2 separate regions of the Homo sapiens genome follow, and region 1 is linked to region 2. A link is a loop called in an ENCODE intact Hi-C map of the cell type or tissue named here. Cell type or tissue: gastrocnemius medialis. All regions are shown on one strand. Each heading gives the region's core, and the rest is flanking DNA. Links, peaks and the distances in the headings are about the cores only.

The links. A loop is a pair of places that touch in the nucleus more often than their neighbours do. Peaks named below come from ENCODE experiments on the same cell type or tissue, not always from the same donor. Only the 100,000 strongest peaks of a DNase experiment are listed, where the experiment ranks them.
Region 1: a loop joins it to region 2, with 4 times the contacts of the local background. A loop is called at or near these places in 4 of 110 quality-filtered maps.

What each region holds. Positions count from the first base shown.
Region 1 is chr18:48,442,335-48,452,707 of GRCh38, forward strand. No RefSeq gene overlaps it. Among named protein-coding and RNA genes, the nearest start is that of ZBTB7C, 38 kb to the left of the region's middle. RefSeq lists an enhancer at 3,204-3,498. In gastrocnemius medialis, for the core only: CTCF peaks have their summits at 3,318 (motif pointing right) and 4,462 (motif pointing left); DNase peaks (open chromatin) are centred at 3,337 and 4,457; H3K27ac peaks cover 306 bases.
Region 2 is chr18:48,290,589-48,300,961 of GRCh38, forward strand. All of the region lies in intron 2 of ZBTB7C (zinc finger and BTB domain containing 7C), which reads right to left. Among named protein-coding and RNA genes, the nearest start is that of ZBTB7C-AS2, 43 kb to the left of the region's middle. RefSeq lists enhancers at 2,954-3,737, 3,990-4,284, 5,304-6,085. In gastrocnemius medialis, for the core only: a CTCF peak has its summit at 5,153; DNase peaks (open chromatin) are centred at 3,613 and 3,983; H3K27ac peaks cover 2,030 bases.

The DNA of each region.
Region 1 (10,373 bases), core at 1,147-9,146, 150 kb after region 2:
ATAGTCTTTTCCTGAGGGATTTACACAATCACTGGGCATAGAGGACAACATGGGAGGGGACTTAGGAAGAACTGGAGATGGGCCCCCTTACAAAATTCGTTTGGGTGAACTCAAATTTAAACGTGCACCCCCACCTCCAAGTCTGGTACTCTTGTGCTGGTGCCCCAAAACCTAGGACAGGAGATGGCAGCTCCAGCGAGGTTTCCCTGATCACTCCTGTCCCCATCCAGCCCTCCCCTCTAAGCTATTCTCTCAATCACAGCCTGAACCACCCTTCCTTCTTTATGGTTTTTTACTGTTTTCAAATTCATGTTGGTCTTCTCTCACTCAGCTAGATTACTTGCTGCTTCTCAAGGGATGGACTGTGCCCTAGATTTTAGAAACCCCAACCCTTCTGGGTTTTCTCTTTGTTTTCTCACTGTTTGCCAAATGATGGTGTCACACACACAGCCCCAGGGGCAGGATCAAAGAAGGCAGTCACTTGGGACTTGGGGGAAAGCAGTCTTGTTTTCCATGAGAAACAACCAGGGGGAGAAAAAAATCAATGTCTGAAATAACTGTTGAGAAAGAAGTGTGGCTTTCTCTTGGAGTCATAGAAAGTGGTTCTGATGTCAGCCTCACACGTAAGAGAATGGATCCAGGGTGAATCCCTAGTAGCTGGCTGAGGCTGACTCAACCCACAGGGAGCTGCCCAGCACATCAAGTATGTGGATTCTCCAGCAGCTACTCCTGCCAGAAACTTCTACCTGTGCCTATTATGCCCATGGCCCCATGATCTCCTGGAACAGCAACCCGAGGGGCCTACCTACCATGTTTCAGCCTCACAGCCAGCCAATTTCACCTCCCTGGCACTACCCATAGTAAATGCCATGAAGGAGACTCAGACTCAGGGGACCACAAATCTGCCCCATCTTGAGCAAATGATTTCCATTCTCTGGCTCTTGGTGTTAGTATCTTTGTAAAACAAAAAAATCAGACTAGCTGATCTGTGAGGGACCCTCTACCTCCAAAACTGCATTGTCTAGACTGGCAGGGAGTGTGTGGGTTTGGTTCTTATTTGGTTGGTTATCTTGTGTATGTCTTGGCCCATGCATGGCCACTTTGGCCCAGGGTGGAGAGCATCATTATCTACACCAAGTACTCTGTAACTAGAGAGTGACTATGTTGCTCCCCTCCAGGGAGGCCAGGGGTGGGCCTAAGGCATCCCAAAAGATGTGTGAAATGTCTTTGAAGTCAATAATTTCCCTTAGAAATTCATGTATATTTTGCATTCTTTTCTATATTATTACTGAGTTGCTTAATATAGGAATTTTTGTCCCCAAATCTTAGGATAAAGTGACCCTCCAGGAGGATGCTTCTTGCTAAAAGAAGCTTGTTTGAGCTTCCTGTAATGAACTGCTACATACTCCTGAAACGGGTTTAAGAAGCACTAATCTGGCCAGGCATGGTGGCTCATGCCTGTAATCCCAGCACTTCGGGAGGCCGAGGCAGGCAGATCATGAAGTCAGGAGATTGAGACCATCCTGGCTAACATGATGAAACCCTATCTCTACTAAAAACACAAAAAAATTAGCCAGGCGTGGTGGTGGGCACCTGTAGTCCCAGCTACTTGGGATGCTGAGGCAGGAGAATGGCATGAACCCAGGAGGTGGAGGTTGCAGTGAGCCAAGGTCACGCCACTGCACTCCAGCCTGGGTGACAGAGCAAGACTCCGTCTCAAAACAAAAACAAAAACAAAAACAAAAACAAAAAAACAAAAAAGAAGCACTAATAAGCACTAATCTGTGGGTGTTTGCAGGAACACCCAGGGCTGAAAATTCATCTTTTGATCCATCCAGGAATCCCTTCTCAGATATTCATCCTTTTCTGTTAAAATGCAAATTCCCTTGGGAAGGGGCTAAAAGTTAGAAAAAAACTGAGACAAATACAAAATTCTTTACTTGTGTCTGAGAGTCAATTACAGCAGGACAGTCCGTGGCTCTTTGGATCAGCAGTGGCTGGTGGCTGAGGATTTTGGTAAACTTCAGTTGAGTCAACACTGTGATTTGACTGTGTCCTTCAGAGCAAGAAGGACTTAGTCTCAGCACTAAGCAGGCCTCCTGGAGAACTGCATTCAGAGCTGGAACCATATGTCAGAGGGATTTGGACTAAACAGCAATGATCTGGACAGAGATCACGGACGTATGTCACATGGGGAATGAATGGAGAGATCAGGATGGGAGTGGGCTGGGAGATGCTCCCAATAGTCATCATGGGAATGGGTTTTTGATTTGTGTAGCTCCAAAGGGCAGAACCTAGACTAGCACTCCTGCATTTTAGGAGTGCAGATTTTAGCTCAGCAGAGGGAAGCCCAGCACCTTGTGAAATGGGGATGGGCTGCCTCTGTAGAAAGAGGGTGCCCTGGTCCTGGGAGAGTCCTCCTATCAGTGGGGTGCTGGAGGGTCACTGGGTTATGGGATCCTTTAAAAGGGTGAGGTGCACATGGAAACACAGCTTCTAGATCCCCTTCAGGGAAGGGCTCGCTATCCAGCTGTGGGGAGTGTGGTCCGCAGAAAGCCTCCAGGGTCAGCTCTTCAGGGTTGGCCTCCCCTGCAGGGAGCCTCCTCTCCTGGGGCACTTGCATCTGGTGACTGAGAGAGGTCTGGACAAGCACAGAAGCCTGGACATCTAGGCAAGAGCTAGGCTGGCTAAGGCTTTGTTTGGTCTGCCTCCCTGTTTGATGTCTTCTTCTGTACCCCAAACTCCATCCCAGTGTGTACTTGGGAAAAACTCTACCTGAGACAAAAGCATACAACATGGGATGGGTCATCCTGAGATTCTAGGGATCCTACTATTATTCGTCACTTACACCTGATTGTGAATAAATTCACTGAAATCTTTGCAGGGAACAAGTTTATACAGGTGTAGCTTAAGGAAACGAAAGGGAAAAGAGTCACAAGACAAGTAGGTTAAGAGATAAGGGACTGAAGTTTATGCTTTAAATGTGTGGATTATATCTCAATAAAATGTTCTTTTTTTAATGTTTAAAGAGAGAGAGAGAGAGAATGAAGCTGATCTAAGATGTCCAGACCCTCCCAGGCTGTGCTAGGGTACAGGTACTCTAGCACTGCAGCTGGGTATCAAGAACTGGAAGGACTTGTGCAGGACCCTTGGCTTCTCAGCAAGGCTGTCCCCACGAAGCAGATTTCACATACCCATAGCACACCCAAGGCATGGCTAGCATCCCTTGGGGGCTCTGCTGGCCCCACCATCACCACAGTGAAGCAAGGAGGAGCTCTCCTGCCAGCCACATCCCAAGGCTGCTATTGTGTCCTCCTCCAGCAGGGGTCAGCAGACTGTTTCTGTAAAGGGCCAGAGAGCAAACATTCAGTGTAGGTGGGGCAATATGGTCTCTGTTGCAACTGCTTAACCCTGCTGCTGTAGCACAAAAGCAGACATAGATAGTAAGTAAATGAATGTGCATAGCTGTGTTCCAATAAAACTTTACTTACAAAAACAGGCAACGGACCAGATTTGGCTTAGGTATATAGTTTGCTGACCGCCGTCCTAAAATCATGGACCTGCCTAGTTGGAAATAATCCCAGGCCACAGAACAGGAAGGTTTTCTCTACTTGGAATCCACAAAAGCATCATGTTTCTTGTCTTCCAGGCTTTGCTGGAGAAATGGAACCAAATGTTCTATATATGTTTGACATACATTAAAGTTCAACTGGGAACAGAGATTCACAGGATATGGTTCCTGCTCTTCAGGTCCCCATGTAAATAAGGAGGTAATTCTCATTCAGTGTGATAAACACATGGGAGATGTGGGTACATATGTGTATGTTTGGGCTAAAACCACCACTAGCCAATGTCGCCAGGGTTTGGATAATTAACTTTGGGGGCCTGGGTCAGTTGACCCTCATGGTGGTTAATAAAGTAGTATCTGTAGTCACTTCTAGCTGTGGTCTTTACACATCTACAGAGGACTTGCCTTTTTCTTTTTTCTTTTTAAATTATTTTTTCAAAATTAAAAAAAAAAAAAAACTTTAAATAGAGACAGGATCTCCCTATGTTGCCCAGGCTGGTCTTGAACTCCTGGGCTCAAGGGATCCTCCTGCCTCAGCCTCCCAAAGTGCTAGCATTACAGGCGTGAGCCACCATGCCCAGTCACCTTTTTCAAATTAATCTTGGAAACAAAAACATAATCCCAGTTTGACACTGAGACAGAGCCCACAGGTATTGTTTTGGTGCATAGGCCACAGAACCGGAGAGTTGTCACAGCCATTGCATGGGAAGGCCACGGGCTGGGTGTGGCTCCAGATCCACGTTCTCGCGTCCTGGGCCTGCTCAGTGTGTTTCGGCTCCTGTGTATGCTTTTCTCTCTGCAGTGCCACGACATCCGACCCCGGCCTTCTCAGAGGACGCTAACCCGCCTGCCCGCCCGAGACTGCCAGCCCTGTCTGTGGGTGCCCTCTGGTGGCCTGTCGGCTGGAGAGCCTCGGCGCCTGTTAAGGCAATCAGTCAGGGAGAAGGAGGAAGCGTGAGACTGAGTTGCAGACATTTCCACCAGCTCCTCCTTTGCCAACACAAACCCAAGCCTCCCCCTAGGGATTTTGGAGTGCATTCAGAGCTTGGGGAAAGAATCATTTTCATTCCTAATTCGATACCCTTCATTTTTTCAACCGGGATGGTTCACATGATCAAACCGCACAAGAGGCCGCCGCTCTGTGTTCTGCTTATGGCCGAGAGGGCACGGCGGCTCCCCAGGGCACTCAAGATCTGAGGGATCTGGGGGCGCAACAAGTTAAGAAGCAGCTTTGAATATCTTCCTGGGGAGGCAATTCTTGCGTCTAATTTTCCGCTGCGCTTCTTGTTCCTTCGATGTCTACTGCAGTGGGGGTCTCAGTGGGAATGGACTAAGGATGCAGGAAAAGTATGGGGGTCTGAGTACAGGCAGGTACAGAGCTGACTCGGCTCCGCAAACACCGTAGAAACTAGTCCCGGTTCTCCCACCCATCTATTCACATGGCTGGAGGACTTAGCAAGGCCCTGGAGCACACTGGTTGACTCCACGGACTCCTGATCCAGGCTGCCTGGGTTCCAATCCCGGCTCTACCACTTTCTAGCCATGTAACCTCAGACAAGTTCCTTAACCCCTTTGTGCCTTGGGGTCCTTGTCTGTAAAATGAGAGTCATAATATTGCCTACCTCCAGGGTTGTTTTGAAAGATAAGTGGGTTGGTATCTGAGAAAATGCCCAGTAAATGTCTCCTGTTGTTATTCAGGAGAAAGCTCATAGTAACGAGGATAGGAATCTGAAGACCTCAGTTTCCATCCCAGAGCCACCTTATCCAGTTATGTGTGTTCCGGGAAGGGTGACCTCACTTCTCTGTGCTTAGAGCCTTCTATTCCAAGATAAGGATGAGGACTAACTCCTTCCTCTAAACTCCTCCATGGCTCTCCATTGACCTCATGATGAAGGCCCAGCTCCCTCATCTGGCCTCTAACACTCTTCATGCTCCAGCCCCTGCCCTTCTCTCAAGTCTCATTTCATGCAGCACCCAAGGTGATGATGGCTGATGAGTGATATTGTAAAGCACCCATCAGATCATGTCTCTCCTCTGCTCAGAGCCTTCCAATGGCTTCCCATGCCACTGAGAGTAAAATCCAAGGTGTTCTGCACAGGTTGCCAGGTCCTACAGCCTGACCTCAGCTCCCACCACTCCCACCCCCCACGCCACACCACCCACCCCCACACACACACCTCTGTGGCTGCTCCCAGCTCCCTCTTCCAGGATGCCAGCCCTCTCTTGCCTTGGGGCCTGATATGGTTTGGCTCTGTGTCCCCATCCAAACCTCACCTCGAACTGTAATCCCCACATGTCAGGGGAGGGGCCTGGTGAGAGGTGATTGGATTATAGAGGCCGACTTCCCCCTTGCCAATCTGGTGATAGTGAGGGAGTTCTCAGAAGAAGTGGTTGTTTGAAAGTGTGGCACTTCCCTCTTCGCTCTCTCTCCTGCTTTGCCATCGTAAGACATACTTGCTTCCCCTCCTCCTTCCACCATGACTGTAAGTTTCCTGAGGCCTCCCAGTCATGCTTCCTGTACAGCCTGTAGAACTATGTGTCAATTAAACCTTTTCCTAAACTACCTAGTCTCAGGTGGTTCTTTACAGCAGTGTGAGAACGGACTAATATAGGGCCTTTGCCTTTGCTGTTCCCTTGGCCGGGAGCACTTCCCTCAGAGCTGCCTGGTCAGCCTTGCCTCCTTCAGGCTTCTGCCCAAGGGTCTCATAATGAGAGGGGCCTTCCCTGACTTCCCCGCAGGTGACAGAACACTGCCCCATCGCTCTCTATCCCCTGGTCTGCTTTATGTTTCTCAGTGGCCTTGCCATCACTAACCCGTACGTGCAGATTTGACTTGGCTAACTGTCTGCCTCCCCGACGTGCGGTGTGAACAGGTGTTTTGTTTTGCTCCCTGCTGTGTCTCCAGCTCCTAGAACTCTGTTGGTCATGAAATAGGTGCTCAAAATCAGTGTGGATCTGTGAAGGATGCTGGCTTGCCTAACAGAGGAAATAGCTTTGGCAAGGAACATCCAGGAAAGACGTCTCTTAACCTAAAAACTGGAGGCACCATCTAAAAGACCTCCAGTAAGGGAGACAGCACTCCAGGCTCCCTACACCACCACTGCCCACCTTTCTACCTCCAGGCACCTGGGAATTGGCCCCAGGCAGGATGAAGTCACAACAGGCTGGGTGGCCAGCCTGAGTTCTCTCCCGCTGCAGGCAGGAGCACCTCTTTTCACTTTTTATTTCTACACCACATTACTTGAACACTTGGTGGCTTCCAAAATGAAGCCATATGGTTTGATGGCAGCTCTCTGGAGGGAAATGCCGCCCTTTAATTGTCCTCAGGACTATTCTGAAAATAGAGTCCTTTTTATTCAAAGCTTAATTCCGTTAATGTTCCCAATATAAATGAATAATAGAAAGCGTAAGCGAATTCTCTCCTGACAGTGTTCCTCTGCTCTATTTAAAGATCCTTCTGGGGCAGAGCCTGGACTCTGCTTTTACCAAACCCACTTAAAAATCCCTCCCCCCAAGAAACTGCACTGATTTTCCTTGGGTACAGTGTGTCCTGGAGAGGGACATAAAAGGGTGTTGAGGAACATCTGCTCGTGGACCCAACCTCCCAGGCTGTGCACTTTGTCCACTCCCCACCACCAAGCTGATCCAAGGGGATACAGGAAGCCTCAGTCCCCAGAGGCTTCAAGAGGGTTATGATGCTGAGGGGCACAGGGGACACAGGCAACAGAGCAGAATGGAGCACAATGATGTAGTCGCAGCATGAACAACTGAGTTAACTTGATGAGACTGCTGGGAGTGCCTTTTCAGTTCCAGACATGGGTAGATTACAGTCATTCAGGAAGCTTGAATGCTCAACTCAGTGCCTACTTCTTCCAGGAAGCCTTCTGCGCAGCTGGAGAGGATCTCCCCTTCGCAGTTCCTATTGCACTAATCGCACCCCTGGGTGGTACTGAGCTGTGGCCACCTTTGAGTGTATATTTGGGCACAGATGGAATCACTCCCTCGGGGACACCTGCTCTGGCCAGGGTGTGGAAGCTTTTCTGTGTGCTCTATCACCCCCTGCACTCCATCCCTCCATGATGCCACGATGGTCACAACCAGTGGGGCTAGCTGCAACATGTTTGTGTCCCTCACCAGGTCTAACGCACCGGGAGGGGAGGACCCCTGTTGGTCTGGGTCGTTGCCATATGCCCTGTGTCTAGCACAATGCCTAGACCACGGTGGGCCCTCAATCAATCTGTGGAGAATAAAGGAGTCTCCCCTACTAGAATGCAATATCCTAGATGTACACAGCCGTGTTCCACACTCCTTTGTCCTTTTACCAATACCTATCAGTTTTAGCATTCTCTAACTACTTGCTGGCTAAAGGAATGAATGGGAGGAAGGTGTCACAGCAAAGATGGTATTTGAGTTGGGTTCTCAAAATTGAACCAATTCAGAAAGTCTCAGAAGGAGTGACTGATTAACATCCCACTAGCCCTTTACTGTGCTCTAGCACCCTGGTGGAGTTCTCATGGTTAATCCTCTCATTGTTAATTACAGGAAAGGCCACCCAGGGGCATAACAGAGAGGGTATGCTTGCCGCCTGGCTTCTGGGTCTGCCCCAGCCATATACCTATGCAGGGACCACCTTTGCATCCTCAGATCCCAGTACAGTGGCAGACTCCTCATAAATATATGTTGGATAGAAATGAATACCTCACATCCACTAGTTAGTATTCCGTAGCCCGCAAGACTGGGACATCCAAGACCCTAAGTGTAGAGGAAATGTATGCAGAAGGGGCCCTAAGCAAAAATGGCCGCATCTGCTCAGCTAGATTCTGCAGCCTAAGATTCTGCATAAGTGAAAGGATTCTAAGTCTCAGACAGCCACCAAGCCCTGTCAAGTTCATTCTGAAGGCCTGTCACACCCAAGATGTATAGTGAGAGTCACCTCCATGCAGCAGAGCTGGGAGGATTCCAGCACAGCCCCTCATGGCTGACACATGACTCATGTGAGGATGGATGGGTAGAGTGGCATCTGGGAAGGAGGCAGGGTCTTCAGGAAAGGAGGCGCCTAATTCAGAGCATGGGCTGGGCTGTGTGGAGGCCCCACAAGGCTCATCTATCTTGGTGGGCAGTGGGTTCCCAGAGTTGTAAAATTTCATTTCTCCTGGAGCTTCTGATCCATAGGTAGTTTGAACTGGTGAAACAGGAAAAGTTCCCTTGTTCCCCTCTCAGGGAGTGCGATGGAGGTGTGGCTCGCTTCTTCAGTGCCCCACTGCTCACACCTCTAGGGGTAGCATGCAGACAGGAAGGCTGTGGGGCTCCAACCTCATGGCAGCATCTAGGAGTAAATGTTTGCTGCTGAAGCCCAGTGGGCATGTGTTACAGGGTGCTCTTTCAGTTTAGCCATCTGTAGGCAGCTTGTGTTAATCCGCTCAATTAGACCCCCTGCCTTATCTCAAGGACAGAGGACTTTCTGCATCCTGGGGCTTCTTGCCTTGGTGTATCGGAAGAATCAGATCACATGTGGGCTTGGAGAATGAGTGCAAGGTTTTATTGAGTGGCAGTAGCTCTCAGCAGATGGGGGAGCCAGAAGGGAGATGGGGTGGGCAGGTGGTTTTCCCCTGGAGTCAGGCCGCTTGGCGGCCAGGCTCTCTTCCAACTACCCTTGGGCTAACTGTGCCTTGTTCCGCTGGTCGTTGGCCTGCTGGTGTCTGCTGGTGCTTGTCAGTGTGTTCTTCCACTCCTCTCGAAGTCCAGCTGCTTGTGTCTCTACCGGCTAGGGTCTCTGGGATTTTTTTTTTTTTTTTTTTTTTTGAGACGGAGTCTCGCTCTGTTGCCCAGGCTGGAGTGCAGTGGCGCGATCTTGGCTCACTGCAAGCTCCGCCTCCCAGGTTCACGCCATTCTCCTGCCTCAGCCTCCCAAAATAGCTGAGACTACAGGCGCCCGCCACCACGCCTGGCTAATTTTTTTTGTATATTTAGTAGAGACAGGGTTTCACTATGTTACAGGATGGTCTCGATCTCCTGACCTCGTGATCCACCTGCCTCGGCCTCCCAAAGTGCTAGGATTACAGGTGTGAGCCACCGCACCCAGCCAGGTCTCTGGGTTTTATAGGCACAGGATGGGGGCATGGCGGGCCAGGGTGGTCTTGGGAAATACAACATTTGGGCATGAAAACAGAAATGCCTGTCCTCACCTAGGTCCGTTGGCACAGGCCTGGGGGTGGAGCCCTTGCCAGGGACCATGTCCTTCCCTTCCCAGCATTTCCCTGGCCCCGTCCTGTATCACTGGGAATATTCCAAATGCAGGGCCGCAACAGCAGAGAGAAGCATAACAGTACCCCTTCATCCTGTCTATACCTCTCCTACCCCTTTCTTCTGGCCACACCCCTCCCCCCAACAAAATGAGAAAAGAGACACAGAACAGGAAAGTCAAGGCAGCAGCTCAGATGTCCGTCTTCAGTCTGCACTCTACAGGAATGTGCCTTTAGGTTCACTAGATGATATAGGTGCTGCTGGCAAGAGACCCCTCTAGGAACTGGCTGCCAAGCTCATCCAGCCCAGACAGCAGCTGTGAGCTGGTCTGGGGCAGAGCTGGGGGAGCCATTTACCTCCCATGCCTCGTACGTAATAGGGGGTCCCTGGGTAGGATCTGGGGCAGGTGATCAGGCAGGGATACCTTCATCCCAGCCCTGTAGCTTTTGTCCCTGCCACCCCTTCCTCTTCCAGGAGTGCTCTGGTGCCTGCCAAGATAGGCTGCAAAGCCCCACACTGCCAGCCTGGGGACAAGACACTCCTAGCTCTCAGCACAGGCAAG
Region 2 (10,373 bases), core at 794-8,793:
TTGGGGACAGACTGTGCTTCCTTCCCTGGGCAGACAACAGGATCTATTGTTGGAGTTGGACCATTAGTCAGCTCTGTGCCGCAGGCGCCCGTCCCCTGGGCCTGCATCCTCTTCCTGGCAAGGCCTCGCCATCTCACTTTGGGAAGATTTGGCTGCCCAGACACCCTCCCACTATGCTTAGGTGGCTGTAGCCAGGACAGCCCGCGGAAAGCCACCCCTCCTGCCACCTCCCTAGTCCAAGAGTGCCCTCCTCCTCTTCCACATAGGTGTTATGTGCTGCGGAGACAGTGAACGAAAGTCAAAATTCCTGGCCCCAAGCCAATATATGAAGTAGTAATCTCTTGCTAGGATTTGTGGAAAGAACATTCTCTAGGCTCTATAAAATGAGAGGCTCCTCAAGTCATATTTAAAAGTTTGGAAAGTGAAAAGAGTTGGGTGCCTGGTATCATCACCCTAGCCCCAACTCCATCTTAGGTACCACAGAACCTTCTGCTTTGGGGACATCATCCTTCAAATGCACTGGCATCTTGGTAAGAATGCACCACCACTATAAGTAGAGGGCTGGCTGAAGAGCATCTCACTTGTGAGCAGCTTCTCAGCAGCCTTTAGCCATGAAGCAGCCAAACATTTATGGCAATGGGCTTCCCATCCCAGGCCTCTCATCTTGAGTTTGTGGTTCCACAAACTCAGGGAGGGTGGTGGTGAGGGGGGATGTTTGAGAACTACCTCTGGGGATATAAAAGGAATGACAGCCGAATCTTCCTCTACCTAGCTGGCCTGGATTCAACAAAGCAGCAACAAAAACTATTCCATAAAGGTGTTTCCTCCCTTGGGGGATTAAAATCCAAGGGAAACTCCAAGGTGGTAAGGTGGCAACAGCAAAGGAGCAAAGCAGCAAAGGAGAAACCTACCTGAGAGCCACGCTCTTGAAACCCACAGGGAGCCCAGGCCTGCGTATCCACCGGGACAGGCAGCCCAGGACTCGGTTGTTATGAAAACCATCTTAGTGTTGATGTGGCACTGCGAATTTGGAAAGTGCTTTAAAATCATTCATATTCCTAGACCTGTAATTAATCAAAAGATTGCACCAATCTATAGCCACAGCCATTATGGTCACTGCAGTCATTTTCCAGTGCTCTTGACCAAAGAGTGCTGTCACCATGGTGATGGTGGCAGGGGTTGGGTGGGAAGTGAACACAGCAGTTAGGGGGATTGGCCAAGCTTTCTGGAGTTTGGAGGCAGGGCTAACTCATAACATGTAGAACACCAGATCTCTGCTAGGAGAGACTCCAATAGGGGACTCAGCCTCTTAAAAATTGCTACCATTAGCCGGGCGTGGTGGCTCACACCTGTAATCTCAGCACTTTGGGAGGCTGAGGCAGGCAGATCACCTGAGGTCAGGAGTTTGAGGCCAGCCTGGCCAACATGGTGAAACCCCGTCTTTACTATAAATACAAATATTAGCTGGGCGTGGTGGTGGGTGCCTGTAATTCCTGCTACTTGGGAGGCTGAGGCAGGAGAATCACTTGAACCTGGGAGGCGGAGGTTGCAGTGAGCTGAGATGGCGCCACTGCACTCCAGCCTGGGTGACAGAGGGAGACTCCATCTCAAAAAAAAAAAATTGCTACGATCTGTTAAGTACTTACATCTTGGCACTGTACATACATTATCAAGAATGTCCATAATTCCTCGTTAAAGCAAGTGCTATCATTCCATTCCATTCTACAGTGGGCACAACTGAGGAACCAAGAAGTTAAGCCACTTCCCCAAAGTCCTACCACTACTAAGGATAGAGTGAGGTTCGAGCTTAGGCCTGTGTGACTCCAGAGCTTTTCACTATGACTCATGGCCTCTCTGACCTCCAAGGTGTCCAGACCCACTAAAGCACTGGACCACTAACTCCCTCCTCCTGCGCCTGTCCCTGGAGAGGCCAGAAGCAGCAGCTGGCAAGAGAGAAGGACAGGGGCAAGCAGAGAGAAGAGATGCTGTCTATGCCTCATGCTCGTCTGCTGCAGGTAGCCAACCTGGGCAGGGACCTGGGGTGGAGAAGGAGGCAGAAACTGAAAACTGGATGAAAGACTGAGGATCAAGCTTTAAACTGGGCTAGACTTTCAATACCTAAAAACAAAGCCATTCCTCAATACCTGGGTATGACAAGAAAAGCTAGATTTGATTCAGGAGCTGGAAAGGAGTCCATGGAGTGGTATGGAAAACAGCAAGGTGAGAAAAAGAAAGCTCCTTCATGCTCTCACCCATTGAGCCCAGCTCCCAGCATAAAGCATTGAAATCTACTACTATTACTGCTGCTGCTATTCATTGAGCCCTCACTCGGTGGCAAGCACTGTGGTGACACCCCCACCCCTGCCATGGTCAGCTTTGCTTATCTCTCACTCCCTTAGAATATCAGCTCCTTGAGACAGGAACTGTGTCTCACTCAGCATTACAGCTTCTGCATTGGCACAATGTCCGGCCCACCAGAAATACTCAACAAACATTTGATAAACAAGTGCTCTAAACCACTGTCTTAGTCCGTGTGGGCTGCCATAACAAAAATACCATAGACTGGGTGGCTTCAAAACTAGAAATGTATTGCTCCCAGTTCTGAAGGCTGGGAAGCCCAGGATCAAGCTGCTGGCTGATTTCCGTTACTGCTCATGTCCTCACTTGGCCTTCCTCACTGCATGCACACAAAGAGATGTCTCCAGTCTGTTCCTCTTTTTACAAGAACATTCATGAGCACCCTACCCTAATGACCTCATCTGACTCTATTCACCTCTCAAATGCTCCATCCCCAAATATCATCACATTAGGAATTAGGGTTTCAACATAGGAATTTTGAGGGGACATAAACGTTTAAACATTCAGGCCACGGCACCCATAAATCATCGTCTGGCACTTAGTATTGTTTGCAGCATCTCCCACCCAATTCCCTTCTCTTTTTGACACAATTTAAATCTGGGGGAGATACTAATAAACTTCAAAATGGCTCCCCAAATAGGCGCGATGGTAATTAGAATAAAAGCAGTCCAAAGACTGAACAGACCAAGTATAAATCATCAAAGAAGAAGAGTGTAGAACTGGACCAAAAATGGGGGTAAGAGAATCCTCTCCCCTCATCCCTATGAGGCACAGGCTTAAACTCTAGTAGTCTCAGTCACTTCGGTCCAGAACATTAGCACACTTTTCAACCTTTAAGAAAAAAAAATATAAATAAAGACAGGGTCTTGCTATATTGGCCAGGCTGGTCTCAAATTCCTGGCCTCAAGCAATCCTCCAGCCTAAGCCTCTCAAAGTGCTGGTATTACCAGCATGAGCCACGATGCCCAGCCTTTCAACCTTTTGTTTAAACTTCACCTAGAACAATGAAATGAACAAGCTGGAGATCAGGCCCGCTGTGGCCGTGTTTCTTGGGTGAGGTGCTGGAGCTTGGGCCTGGGCCTGCTATGGCCACCGTGGGAGTCATTAGCACGAATGCGGTGTTTACCTCCCTGGGGAAGGGCAAGCAAGCTGCTGGCGTGGTTCAGCATGCACCTTCCCCTGGGAGCCCGGAGAGCACATTAGCAGAGGCTTGGAGAGGGGACTAGGCAATCAGCAGGTGCGTGTGCACATGCCAGCCTGGAATTTGAAATTAATCACCTGCGGAAGGCACAATGGGCAGATGGGAGGGAGTTGTGGGAAAGGCGTTGAACCAGCAGCCGAAGCAGCTACTAAATTTAGCCTGGTCCCCAAAGCAGGGCTTAATTAAATTAATCCTGCACACCCCCACCCCCACTCCCAGGCCCCGTTCCTAGGTGAGTTTTTTTCTGTTTCTAGCTTGGCTCCCATTATAACACAAGCCTCCAAATGTTGATCCCCTTGACAGGTGCCCCAGGCCAGCTCCTCTGGTGCCAGTGCTGGGAAGGAAGTGCAATTCCCAGCTGTCCCTGCCGCTCCTACAATGCTGGGTGCAGCCCAGAGCGAGGCCATTTGTGAGGATTTGCCAGGCTCTCTAGCAGCTGAGATGGACCTGGCGCTCAGCTGCCCTCCACCCACACGGTAAGGTCCCCACATCAGGGCATGCCTGCTGTTGACCTGCCCCCCACCCCTCCCTTCCTGGTCACTGCTTGTCCCCACACAGAGGGCTTCACCCCTCCCCCAACACCAGCAGGACAGTTATTCCAGCTGATCTCATGCAGCCCCAGGGCTGTGGCAGGGAAGGCTATCTTGGCTCCATGAGTCAGCTAAGTGAGTTATTAGTTCCCAAAATTTTAATCTGTACCTTCCCTGAATCTGCTGCCCTGCCACTTGGCCTCCTCTTTTTCATTTATACAACTTCAGCAACTGAATAGGAATTAGGAACCGTGAGCTCTGATTTCTGCCTACTGCAAGCTGGCTGCAGTACACTGGAGAGAATATTTCCCTGCTTGGGGCATCCTGCTTCTGCTTGAAAAATAGGAGGTGAGAGGGCACACACCAGGCCTGGGCATGAAAGTCAGTGCCACTCAGGAAGCTTTCTGACTGCACTTGCCTGTCTCTTTCCCCTCCACAGGGGAGAAGCCCAGGCCTCAATTTCTGTACACATCAGCATTGCCTGCAAGTAACGTCTTGTTAAACACAGAGCACCCAGCCATGCCCCGGAGTCTTCGGTAGGTCCAGGGTGGGCCTGGGAATATGCATTCTGATGAGTCCCCAGGTAAAGCTGCTGTGGCCCAGGGGCCACATTTCAGAACTGAGGCTCCAGATATCTCTAACACCATTCCGTGGGGCTTGCACAGATGATGTTTCTAGCTTACTCAGCATGATTTTGTGGAGGTGGAGGTAGCAGTCCCTGGTGGCCTCTTCGTGGGGTGCTCCTTCCAGAATGTTTCCTCTGCGTCATGTGAGGAAGGCGGGATCCAGTGGCGTTGGGCGCTAGAAGCCTCTCCCTTCCCCGGCAGACCCAGAACGCCTGGCCTTCTAGGACCCAAGCCCAAGAGGACTCAGGCTAAGATTGTTTTTAGCTGAGGAAGTCAGGCACAATTGACCCACCCGCTGCCACACACAAGCAACTCTTGGTGGTCAAATTCAATTCAACAAAACTTTACAAAGCTCATTTTACTGGCCTGGCTCACTTTGGGGCTGAAATGGTTTCAGAGGCCTAGAGCAGCCTGGAATTCACAAGGAGCTGAAACTCTAGGTGGCAGGCCTGAGCCAACGCAGCTGAAAGAGCCCCTCACTGTCCGCATTGGCTTCTCCTCCTCCCTCAGCCCAGCAGCAGCAGGAGGGGGGCAGTCGCAGGCGAGTGGGGAAGAGATAGGGGTCAGGTGGGGGACCCATCCCAAAGACACAAAGACATATCTTCCAAGTATCTGAACAATCCTAGGACGGAGTTTTGCATTGGCCCAATTAGAGACTGGCTAGGATCCCGGGCTCGGTCATCTCCATAGCATAAATCCCTCCCTTCCACTGGTACCTCACAGTCAGTGTCCAACAGGGGAGCTACCTCCAAGCCAGAGAGTTCCCTCCTGGGGCTGCACCTCCCCCTGAAGATGGCCCGTGGCCTGGGCCTCACCAACCACCTGCCATGCCCATGCGCCTTGGTCTCAGCACCTGCCCAACCTCTCACCACCCCCCACCACCTGCTCAGGCCCCCTGGATGGCTGCCAGGCAGGCCTGGGCTGCTCCCCATGCAGGATGGGGAGGGGGCATCCCATGGAACCCTGTGCCAGGCAGGGTGGCAGCCTCCTCCTCTAGGCTCCCTTTCTGTGCCCTCAGAAATCTGCTCTCAGAAAGGGCTCCTCACTCGGGAGCCTCTAGTGGTCCCCGCTAACCCTCACCACCAAGCCTAAGGCTGAGTCCTAGCATTTCAAGAGGCTCTTCTCTCCTCATCTCCTTTTTTATTTTCCTTTAAGATGTCTCCTTTTGTTTTCCTCTCCCATCTCTATTTGTCTTTTCTGAAGTCTTGGAAACTAATTACATTATTTTTAAAAATTAGGTAATACAGGCACACGATGGAGCATCCCAAAAACCTTCAAGGCCACATAGTGAAAAGAAGCTCCTCTCCCACAGCACGTTCCCGAGTCTCGGGTGCTCTCCCAATGCCGTGTCCTATGACACACATGTCCTATGAGTCTGTCTAGAGCAGGGGTCCCCAGTCCCCGGGGCCACAGTCTGGTAGTGGCGGGTGGCCTGTTAGGTACCAGGCCACACAGCAGGAGGTGAGCGGCGGGTGGAGCCAGCATTACTGCCTGAGTTCCACCTCCTTTCAGATCAGCAGAGCCATGAGAGTCTCACAGGAGCGCGAACTCTATTGTGAACCATGCATGTGAGCAGATGGCTTGAGTCCAGGAGTTCAAGACCAGCGTGGGCAACATGGCCAAACCCCGTCTCTACTAAAAGCACAAAAATTAGCCGGGTATGGTGACACACACCTGTAGTCCCAGCTGAGAATCTAACTAATGCCTGTTGATCTGAGGTGGAACAGTTTCCCCCACCCCACCCCGTCTGTGGAAAATTTGTCTTCCACGAAACCAGTCCCTGGTGCCAAAAAGGTTAGGGGCTGCTGGTCTAGAGACACGCAGCACATATGCCCGCATGTTCTAGAGTGCTCTCTCTCCTACACAAAGAGTGGCTTACTACCCAAGATGCCCTGGACCTTGGATTTATTTTTTATTTTACATTGTTGTTTAATTACAAAATATTTCAAAAGTATTGACATATGGTGACTTACATAACAAACATCCTTTAACCCCACCCAGCATCGTCATATCTTAGTAGTATGCTGTGTTTGCCTTTGGATTTTGTTTGTATAGACTCTTATAGACACGGTAGAAGTCCCTGAGGGCCCGTTTCTGGTCCCACTCCCCACTGCCCTTCCCTGGAGAGAGGCTCTGTCATGCATCGGCTGTTCATTGCCTCTGACTTTTCTACTTGTCCCTCTCTCTCCCCCATTCTACTTCCACCCAAAGGGAAGCAGTGCTGGGTGGGATGTGCTGCCATGTTCGTCTGGAACATGGCAGCAATCACAGCCATTTCCCTGTTACCCTAACAAATTAGGTGCTATTAGAGCAGGGCTTGGCAGCGCTGCAGTGCCGGGCAACTGCAGAACGTCTTAAACCTCACAGACTCCCAAATGGCATTGTCCCCTTCAGTCAGAAGTGCCATACATCACGGTTAAAAATCAATGCCTGCTAATGTCCCTGCAGGAAGGCAGAAACATGAACTTCATGAAGTCTCCTTCTGTTTACACGCTCATTAAGAGGATAAAATGTTACTTGGGTTGGGTCAGGCTTTTTGCTGCCTCTGAGGTGGTCCTGTATGAAAATGTGTGCCTTCATTTGGGTATGGCCTGTGTCACACATTATATGCCTATGGTAGTTATGAAATGCAAACTCCACCTCTTGTCTGTGCAGTCACTGAGTGTCCTAATATCAAAGTAAAACTGTGAGTTGAGGCCGGGCGCAGTGGCTCACGCCTGTAATCCCAGCATTTTGGGAGGCTGAGGCAGGTGGATCACAAGGTCAGGAGTTTGAGACCAGCCTGGCCAGCATGGTGAAACCCCATCGCTACTAAAAATACAAAAAATTAGCCAGACATGGTGACACATGCTTGTAGTCCCAGCTACTCGGAAGGCTGCGGCAGGAGAATTACTTGAACCCTGCAAGTGGAGGTTGCAGTGAGCCAAGATCGAGCCACTGCACTCTAGCCTGGGCAATGGAGCGAGACTCTGTCTCAAAAAAAAAAAAAAAAAAGTGTGAGTTGATGGCTGCCTTACTTGTCCTCCTGGGGACAGACCTGCCCCCTGTCCTTCCCTTTGAGGGCACAGGCCTTTTCTGATCAGGGAAGATGACAGTGGGCACTCATGGAGTGGGCTGGGCTCTGGAGGCCATCTAGTGCTATACCTGGCTGTTTAAGGCTGCCCCATCTTGACGCCCACCTCCACATAGGGACACATCCAGCCATGCTTCTTGGCACTCTACCCAGCTGCTCTGTCCCCACAGTTTCCCCTCCCTGTTGATGGCCCAGACCAATGCCACATCCTTACCACTCATGCACTTTGGTGATAGTCCCAGCCCCACATTCAACATTTCCAACCAAGGCAACTGAGACAGGAGCCCAGGGGCCAGTGGCTCAGGGTGCCCAGCAGGCTGACCCACCGGAGCCCTCTGGGGTATAGTCTCCCTCAGCAGGGTAGGCCAGTGTCTGGCCCTGCTCTGGCCCCTTTCTCTGCTTGTAACCTAGTTCGCAGTCTCCTCTGGGCTCTGCAGATCCATCCTGGAGCACTTGGGTTCTCATCAGAAGCTATCTATGGAATGAAGAACAGCAGAGCACAGCAGTGATCCAGGGCATGTGTGCATCACATCTTTCTTTGTCACCTGTCCAGGGAGTTCAGAATTAGGCAGTGGTCAGCTGCACAGAAGCCTTCCAGGCCCTCCTACGTAGCCTCACCATATTCTCCTCTAAGGCACAGACACAAGCGCCCAGTCCTGTCCTACCTCAAAGAGGCACCCACAGAGGTCCCAACCCTGATGGGGTGGAAGCTAGGGGCCCAGGGCAGCATCAGGAGCAGAAAATAGTGAAATGGGAGGGCATCACTTGGTAACAGGAATCAGAGGGAGAGGCCTGGAGGAGAGGGAAAGGTACTCTTGGGTCTGGGAGCTATGACTCTTTCCACACATTTAATGCTCAACACTCATGCAGGGAAAAAAACTTATCCCCATAATTACTGGGCAAGAGGGCCATGCTGTCCTCACACCCATGACATCCTTGCAGCTCCCTCTCCTGCCTCCAGAACCATCATGACATTCTGTGGATTCTTCATACTTTAGAAGGCATCTGTTTCTCCATTTGATCACAACATCCACCGAAGGGAGAACAGAAAAGGTATATTCTTAGCCTCTTCTTGCATAAACATGAGGAAAATGAGGGGAAGTAACAAAGGAAGTGAAGAGAGAAACTGAACTTTGCAGTTGGATCTTCTCATAACTCAACCTGGTTCTTGCCCCCACCTCACCTGGGCCAAGGCATGGGAGACACAGGGAGTCGTGGATGGGAGATGAGAGTGGCAAAGGATGCAGACTGGACAAAAACCAGTTCCCAGAGGCCAGTCCAGCTGTGGGTGAGTAGGAAACAGCCAGGGGAAAGGGAGGATGAAGAGGCTGAAGGAGGATGGGAATATGCCAGGCAGAGCGCAGCATGTGCAAAGGCCCTGTGGGGAGAGAGAGTTCACGGAAGTGAAGTGAAAATGGCTCATGAGTAGATGTGACATCTATTTTCCTGCAAGTTAATATCATCTGACATTGGATACAATTTTTTATGCCACATTTATCCCCAAAATGGATTTGTGGTTGCTTATGAAAAACAGATAGTATAAGCTAAGGGAATCCTCAAAGACCACTTACAGGGCAAAAGCAGAGCTCCCCAAATGACAAATGGCATAGGAATCCCCTGGGGCCTTGTTAGTATGCACACTTTAGTTGGGAGGTCTGGGGTGAAGCCTAAGATTCTGCATTTCTGCTGTTACTGCATTGAGAACCACACTTCAAGTAGCAAAGCTTGTGGCAGGGCCCAGGAGCGGAGGTTCTAACTTCATTCTGTATCAGTGTCATGAAGATGCCTGAGCCCCACCCAGGTCCAACTGAATCAGACTCCCTCGGGGTGGGGTGCAAGCATCAGTATATTTTAAAAGCTCCTTAAGTGATCTGAAGGTGAAGCCAGAGGTAGGAACACTTGGCTAGGTTTTTCATGAGTTCCAGGGTATATCAATCATCTCCCCCAGGCAGATGAGTTGTGAATGTGGTCTCCCTTGTGAAACAGAGCTTTACTAGCAGGGAGTTTGTAGCCTCTGGAATAGGAAAACAGAAGTTTCTGTCCAAAGTGGAAACCATATGCTGGTGGAGCTGGGCATCCGATTCCACCCTCATTTTGCAGCTGAGGAAACAAGTCCTGAGTCCACACAGCTGGTGAAGTCCCTTGGCCCCAGCCAGGTCGTTTTTTTACTCTTGCTACAGATACCAAGCAGGGAGGCTCCCTAGAAGAGGAAGAGCTAGAGGGGCGGGGCCAGGAGGAGGTGCAAGTGACAAAAGACATGCAGACAGGAAATGAATGGCAAAAAAAATGCCGGGAAGAAAGGCAGAAGAGGACAGCCCCTGTTCCTTTCAAACCTCCACAAGTAGGCAGTGGCTGCCCTGCCCATAAACAGACATGCCTGGAACATGGCTGTGAGGCAGCAGACAGGCAGGGCTGGCCAGGAGCACAGCAAGGGGACAACGAGAAGGACACTGCCAGGGCAGAGTGCATCAGAAGCCCATAGGACGGCTTCGCTGCAAAGCAAAGGCCTTCCTGGGCTGAGAATGTACCTCCAAGAGGATGTGGGCAGGCACAGCTGGGCCTGGCTTTTAGGAGGTTTTCAGAAA